Linked DNA regions of Mus musculus: all the other regions are linked to region 3. Evidence: chromatin loops called from intact Hi-C (ENCODE). Cell type or tissue: heart. All regions are shown on one strand. Region 1 overlaps Prxl2c (peroxiredoxin like 2C). Region 2 overlaps Gm31128 (a long non-coding RNA gene). Region 3 holds the start of Habp4 (hyaluronic acid binding protein 4).

The links. Hi-C counts contacts between places; a loop is a spot of excess contacts. Peaks named below come from ENCODE experiments on the same cell type or tissue, not always from the same donor. Only the 100,000 strongest peaks of a DNase experiment are listed, where the experiment ranks them.
Region 1: a loop joins it to region 3, with 4 times the contacts of the local background. A loop is called at or near these places in 12 of 42 quality-filtered maps.
Region 2: a loop joins it to region 3, with 2.8 times the contacts of the local background. A loop is called at or near these places in 11 of 42 quality-filtered maps.

What each region holds. Positions count from the first base shown.
Region 1 is chr13:64,305,361-64,307,860 of GRCm38, reverse strand. All of the region lies in intron 4 of Prxl2c (peroxiredoxin like 2C), which reads left to right. Among named protein-coding and RNA genes, the nearest start is that of Prxl2c, 6.1 kb to the left of the region's middle. In heart, a CTCF peak has its summit at 1,526 (motif pointing right); no DNase peak of the experiment used is centred here.
Region 2 is chr13:64,314,662-64,317,161 of GRCm38, reverse strand. Gm31128 (a long non-coding RNA gene) reads left to right here. Exons shown (of 3, transcript XR_382570.2): 3 at 507-612. Among named protein-coding and RNA genes, the nearest start is that of Prxl2c, 3.2 kb to the right of the region's middle. In heart, a CTCF peak has its summit at 1,501 (motif pointing left); no DNase peak of the experiment used is centred here.
Region 3 is chr13:64,160,352-64,162,851 of GRCm38, reverse strand. It overlaps Habp4 (hyaluronic acid binding protein 4), which reads right to left and starts at 986. Exons shown (of 8, transcript NM_019986.3): 1 at 518-986. The coding sequence starts at 866. In heart, no CTCF peak of the experiment used is centred here; DNase peaks (open chromatin) are centred at 311 and 1,041; H3K4me3 peaks cover 1,732 bases; H3K27ac peaks cover 1,574 bases.

The DNA.
Region 1 (2,500 bases), 150 kb before region 3:
TCCAATAAGCCTAGACAGCCCCACCCATCCATTTCTGCTGTCTGCAGCATGTGTTGCCCTTCTGCTGAGCTGGCTCCACTCTATGTGGGAGGCTTTCTTTAGCAGATGTCCCACAGTCCTGGCGTCTGTAGTATCCTGGGATCCCCATTGCAACATCGTAAGCTTTACCTTCACAGCTCTATGGGGTGGCCTTTCAAGCCACTTGCAGGAATGTGACACTGCTACACATGGCCTGGCCCCAGCAGCTCTGTGGGACATTGGTGCAAGCTGTCACGGTCCCATAACTTCTGCATTTCTCATGTTTACAACCGCCACAGTCAGTGCTGCCCAGTTCTCTGCCAGTTCACATTGCAGGCTGACTCCCTTCTACAGTAGTGATGATGACCTGAGCCTCAGTGGTTGAACCAGGTCCCTAAGCCGTTCTTTTAGGGCAGAGAACCCCTCAGTAGTACTGTCAGCGCGGGCTCTTCTTCAGGTGGACTTATATCTCCTTAAGCCCGAGCCTCCAGTCTTGGGGTCCTGTCCTCCAAGCACCTCACCTCCTTAGCAGTCACATCGTCCTTCTCTGCACAGGACTTGTCTGTAGAATTTGCTCACACCCTCTTTTTTGCTATGTCATGTCTCTGCCCTCCCTCTGACTGCACGGCTGATGGGGAAGAGTGAATTGTAACCATGCACAGCTTGTACTAACGTTACCTGTGTTACCTGTTGTGAGACGGCTTCGGCCTGACAACCTAGTCCATTACCTTTGAGTTCAACCTTGCTTTTTTTTTTTTTTTTTTTTTTTTTTTTCTCCAGGAGGTGGGCATAGTGTAGCCAGATTCTTTGTCAGAGTGTGACACTAATGGTCAGTAGCCCTGTTCCCACTTAAGTCCTGTTCTCCTTTATGCCTCAGGAGCCAGGCTTCCACAGTTTGTGTGTTTCTCCTGGCATTCTGGTCTTCCTGGGTTTTTGTTGTTGTTTTGTTTTTTTCTTTATTTCATTTCAAATGCTATCCCCTTTCCTAGTTTCCTCTCTGAAAATCCCCCCTCCCCCTGCTCCCCAACCCACCCACTCCCGCTTCCTGGCCCTGGCATTCCCCTGTACCGGGGCATATGATCGTCACAAGACCAAGGGCCTCTCCTCCCACTGATGGCCGACTAGGCCATCCTCTGCTACATATGCAGCAGCTAGAGACACAAATCCCACCATATGTTTTCTTTGATTGGTGTTTTAGTCCCAGAGAGCTCTGGGGGTTCTGGTCTTCCTGTTAAGCTCCGATTCTTTAGGAAGTTCCTTATAACCCACAGCAAATAACGTGGGGGCGGGGAGGGGGGCATTGGATGAACAAGCAGCCAGGAGAAAAGTGTTCTCTTTAGTCCTGTTTTTTGTGAAAACAAAAACAATTTCCACAAAGACTTCTAGTATTTATTTTTATATTTAAGGGAAAAGGTTCTAGAAGATATTACAGTATTCACCTCAAAGTTGAAGTGAGAAAATTGGCATTTTGAGAGGACCAGAGAAGCCTTGTATATGCTAGGCAAGCTGTCTGCCACCAGGTGGCACCCTAGCCAACCTTTCATCAGGGCATCTTACTTCCATGATTAATATAAAAACATGGTGAGTTTACATGCTTTTGTGACTCAGTGCCAGTCAGCTTCCCAGTAACAGTTGAAGCAGAGAGCGAGGCTTCTCTTCCTGTACTGTAATGATCCCTTGCAGCTCACTGTATGCCCACTGGACCACGAGTTATAGAGTTCTATGTTATTCAACGTTGCATTGCCCACATTCCCTACTCTTGCTATAACTTCAGTGTGCTTAGTAGACCTTAACAAGCATTAGCAACTCCCAATGGAGGAGCTAGAGAAAGAACCCAAGGAGCTAAAGGGATCTGCAACCCTATAGGTGGAACAACATTATGAACTAACCAGTACCCCGGAGCTCTTGACTCTAGCTGCATATGTATCAAAAGATGGCCTAGTCGGCCATCACTGGAAAGAGAGGCCCATTGGACACGCAAACTTTATATGCCCCAGTACAGGGGAACGCCAGGGCCAAAAAGGGGGAGTGGGTGGGCAGGGGAGTGGGGGTGGGTGGGTATGGGGGACTTTTGGTATAGCATTGGAAATGTAAATGAGCTAAATACCTAATAAAAAATGGAAAAAAAATAAAAAAGAAAAAAAACAAGCATTAGCAATATTTTTATTTATTTTGATATTGGGTCTCACTGTGTATGTAGCTCCAGTCTGGACTTGAACTTGTGGTCCTGCCACATCTGCCTCCTGAGTGCTCACAGCACTAAGCCCAGCTGAGTTAACCTGTCTTTTGTAGACTGAAGTTGCTTTCCAAATACTAGATATGAGAACTCTATTGCAGAGCTTTCTGGGGGCCCGCTTGAGGTTTAATTATAAAGATGGGGAGACATCTGTATAGTACAAGGCAGTCTCTCAGCTAGCTTCTAACCTACCTCTACTTCCCTGCCATTGCATCCCGCTATGCATGTCTCTCTCTTTCTCTCTTC
Region 2 (2,500 bases), 150 kb before region 3:
CTCTTAACCACTGAGGCATCTCTCAGCCCTGAGAATATATTCTTTATAAAATTTTCTTTCAGGAGTTTGGGAGATAGTTCAGTTGATAAAGAGCTTGCCATACTAGCATGAAGACTCGAGTTTAATCCCTAGAACCTTCCTAAGAAGATAGGTACATATAATCTCAGTGCTTGGGGCTTGCTAGCTGGCCAATGTAGCCTTCCTGGTGAGTTCCAGATCTCAGAAAGAGAGAGAGAGAGAGAAACCTTGTTTCGAAAAACAAGGTAGATCACTCCTGGGAAATAACACCCAGGATTGACTTCACATGTGCACACACATAGCAAATAAAGTAAAACATGGATATCAAGTCTGTTCTGTAGATCACTTTGTCCCTTGTGATTCATTGTCCCAACACAATCTCTAACCTCGATTCCTAAGTGGAAAGGGTGGAATGTGGTATTGGTTTGTCTTGCCATTTGTTTAACAAGAGCCCAGTGATGCCCATTATGTACCAACTTGTATTTTAGGTGCAGTGGAAGGCAGAGCAGTGACTGAAATAGATCCCCTCAGAAAGGTGTCATATTTTACCGGAGACAGAAATGGTAAGAGCTGAAGAGATGGCTCAGTGGTAAAGAGCACTGACTGACTCTTCCAGAGGTCCTGAGTTCAATTCCTAGCAACCACATGGTGGCTCACAACCATTTGTAATGGGATTGGATACCCTCTTCTGGTGTGTCTGAAGATAGCTAGAGTGTACTCATATAAATAAAATGAATATTTAAAAAATTTTTAAAAAGTGAAATGCAGTTGGGCAGTGGTGGCACACGCCTTTAATCCCAGTACTTGGGAGGCAGAGGCAGGTGAATTTCTGAGTTGGAGGCGAGCCTGGTCTACAGGGTGAGTTCCAGGACAGCCAGGGCTATACAGAGAAACCCTGTCTAGAAAAAAGAGAGAGAGAGAGAGAAAGAAAGAAAGAAAGAAAGAAAGAAAGAAAGAAAGAAAGAAAGAAAGAAAGAAAGAAAGAAAGAAAGAAAGAAAGAAAGAAAGAAAGAAAGAAAGAAAGAAAGGAAGAAAGAAAGAAGGAAGAAAGGAAGAAGAAAGAAAGAAAGAAAGGAAGGAAGAAAGAAAGAAATGCATTAGTAAATTATACAGTTATTCACTGAGGAATAACTGAACCAAGACTTAAGGAGAATGACATCAGCACCTGGTCAGTACCTTCCCAGAAGAGAGGCCATGTGTCAAAGGCTCTGAGGAGGAGCAAGCAGGTGAAATTAGGCAAGTGCAGGATTTCAGTATGGTCAGAGGTCAGCTTCAAGGAAAACAGGAAATGATGTCAGGGGTGACAAGACTAGAGTCCATAAATTCTAGGGATCTCTGGCCTATCTGGATACCAGAAATGTAGAAAGGAACTCGTTTGAATGGGTGCAAAGCAGTAGAGGAGCTACCCTGGTCCCACCAAAATGTAACCAAACAAATAAATGTGCGGTTATAAGTTTTCCACTTATATGTAAACAGTGCCCTCTAGTGGCCTTATCTCTAGTAACACCAACAAAGTTCTCTGTAAAACATTCTATTCTCACACACATGTGTAAAGGTCAGAGGACAACTTCTGGAAGTTGGTTTTCTCCTCCCATTTGGGTCTTTATCAGCTCAGACATCTCGCCAGCCTCTTTGTAAAATATTGCACCTGGCAGTTGTGTGTAAAAAGCTGGTTCTTCATACCATGTTGACTGCTATCTTTTCATTAAGTGAGCCACTCTGGTATGTGAAACAGAACAAGAATTCTTGCAAAAGTACAGTTTTTTATGCCCTCCTTTGTTTGGAGTAATGACACAGAGACGTGGCATATTTAGGAAAATCTTCAGGCACTAACTTGGGCAGATTTCAAGCTATTCTAACCTGACTATGCTGGCCTGACCTACTTCTGAGCCACATAGCCTGTTACCTGCCATCTTACTCCAATTCTCTGTCTTCATTCATGTCCTGATAGAACTCTCCACCTTCTACCTGAGACCCCCTCTCTCTCTTTGTCCAGGCACAGAAATCCCACCTTATCCTCTCTCTCTCCTTCCCAGCTATAGGCTAGTCAGCTCTTTATTTAACCAATCAGGAGTTGATAGAGAACAATGTTTTACAAAATACTGAGTCATTCCAAAGTCTAGACTGCAGTCAGATCTCTGGGTACAGAAATCAGCACATGAATACACAGTGCACATGAGTACAATGCACATGAATCACAGTGCACATGAATCAAGTGCACATGAATACACAGTGCATGAAAACACCCCCAACAAATTCTGATCCATCACATTTTCCACCATGCTGGATTAATTCACATAAACCCATATAATATTTTATCTGACTTCTGAACAGTAAGTTGTGATTTTGTTTTGTCCTAACATGTCAGCTATCTTTGGGAAGACTTCATGATTTGGGGTTATAGAGAACAACACACAGGTCAATGTCTCCTTCAGAGTTAGTGCAACAAGGACAGCACCCAGAGTCCAGACAGTTTCTACTA
Region 3 (2,500 bases):
AAACCAGGAATGTCAGGAGGGTGACCCCGGAAGAGTCATACTATGCCTTTTTGCCCATCAAGAACCTCCAGCTCGGCCCACCCGTAACGGATGGATAGGGACGACCCCCAGCCCCGGAGAGAGGGTGATTCCCAACCCCTCGTGGATTGGGACCCAGGGAGAATGACCAAAGGCCCTCTGTCCACCAAGATTCACGGCTCTGCTCACTGTCCCCCATCTGGGATGAGCCCACCGAGAGTGAAACCCTGACCCTTCCACTGAGATAGGGTGACCAGGGAAAATGACCACCCAGGAGGATGGCCCTGGAGGGTCATGATCCCTCAAAAGTGGCTCCCTAGAGTGATCCCTGGAAACGTGACCCCGAGAGGATTATTATCTTCAAGGGTGGCCCCTGAAAGGATGACCCCGGGTCCTGCGCCCATAAGGACTCCCAGCTCTGATCCGCCCACGCGTCCGGGATCGGTCCCCGCGACTGGAGCTAGCGGCTGCAGGGGTGACCTCGGTGCCCACGGCGTACCTGGCGGCTGCGGGCCCCCAGGGCTGTCTGGCTGCTGTGCGCCGGACGCCGCGAGGCTCTTGCGCTCCTTCTGCGACTCCCTGCGGCCGCCTGCGCCAGGCCTGTGTCCTGAGGCCACAGCCGGGCTCCTGCCGCCACGGTGCCCGGCCCCGCTGGCCGCCGCCGCCGCCTCATCGCGACGCTTGCGCTGCAGCTGCTGCTGGCGCCGGTGCTCGGCCTCCCGCAGGATGTCGAACGGGTCCGACTCGTCGTCCAGCAGCTGATGGAAGCGGTTGGCCACGACGCAGCCGAACGTCTCCTGCATCGCGGCGCCCGCGGCGGCTACAGGGCTCCCCAGGGCCCCCTTCATGACGCCGCCGCTGCGGGCGCCGCGGGCAGCCCAGGCCAGTGAGGTTCAGCGAAGCCGCGGGCGAGGACCCATGCTGCTGCTGCTGCTGCCGCCGCCGCCGCCGCCGCCGCCGCACTCTCGGCCCCGCGGTCGGCTCCTCCCGGCCTGCGCGCCCCAGCCAATGAGCGCTGGTGGACACGCCCTTCGGCCCCGGGGCGCACGAAGACCCAATGGGAGACCGGTGTCTGTGACGTCACGCCCCACTTTATCCCCTCCCACTCTATAGCCTGTGGGCGTGGTGGTATGGGGCTTGGGCGGAGCTACCACCAGAAACTCAGGGAGGCTGCAAGCCTTCTCTCGCCGGTGTGCGCCAGTGGGGAGCCTGGTTGCACACCGCCACACTTCACCAAAATGACCTAGTCAAGAGCCTTTAAGGGCTTGCGTGTCTGGGGGAGAGCTGTAAACTGAGGGAAAGTGCCTAGAGGAGAGGCAGCGTCCTCAGCTGGGTGCTGACCCATTCAAGAAGCCTGGAGAGACTTGCGTTTCAAGAGGTGTGACAGGAACAAGAGACCAAAACAACCCATTCAAGTGCAAAGAAACAACCCCAGACCCACTGTGATGTTGTGATGAGTGCGGGAGCGGACAGGGTGAGGTTTAGATAGCGGTTGTTTTTCTTTTGAGACATTCAGTTAAGGCCTGGCTTCTGGGGAATGAAACTCCAAATTAGATGTCATGCTTGCTGGCGAGTGCCTTTGCTCTCTGAGCCATCACTCTCCTGAAAATTAATTTTGTAAGTTAGCATTCAAAGTAATGGTTCTTATGGTATGTTTGTGTGTTTATATGTGTGTGTATATATACATGTTTATGTCATTACACTTTGTTCAAAACTGTCTCCACATTGCCCTTCTCCATGATGCCATCCCTGCCTGCTGGTTCCCTCCCTATCACAAGCAGTTTTACTTCATAGAACATATGTTTTACTTCATAGAACATGTGAAAGGAATAATTAAATACAGGTGTTAAAAAAGGTCTGAGTTTTACTGTTGTCCAACTTCTCTGTGCAAAGAAATCAAAAGTGATTTTTGTCTCAAATTGTAATTTCCTGGGCTTGCCATTCAGGGACCTCAGGGGTTCTCAGTAAATTGTCAGATGGCTAGAGATTTTAAGATAGGTGGCCACTTCTTTCTTTGAATTAAAGATTAGAGCCTGTATTTTTCTAGCCAAAATTGGAAATAGGTATTCAGATGAAAACTCGTATTATTCTCAGAGGTGCTATTCACAATAGCCGGGAGGAAGAAGCAGTCCAAATGCCCATTAACTGGGTGATGGATGAATAAGATGTGCTACAACAGAAGCTAGGATGGGGTGGGGGGAGGGCAGAAAAAGAACAAGTGTTAGCACACACTACAAAACAGGTGAACCTTGGACCATTGTGTGAAGAAAGCTTAGATGATGTCAGGGATAGGGATAGTTTTAGTTACCTTCGCATTGCTGCACCCACAATACCATAATTTTGCAAATATGACATCAAAGGCACAAGCAAAATTGCACTTTATCAAACTTAGGATCCCGTCATCAACAACTTACGAGGCAAAGATTTATCTGGTGCCCAGTATCAGAGGAATTTAGTCCACCTTGGCAAGAAGACATGGTGA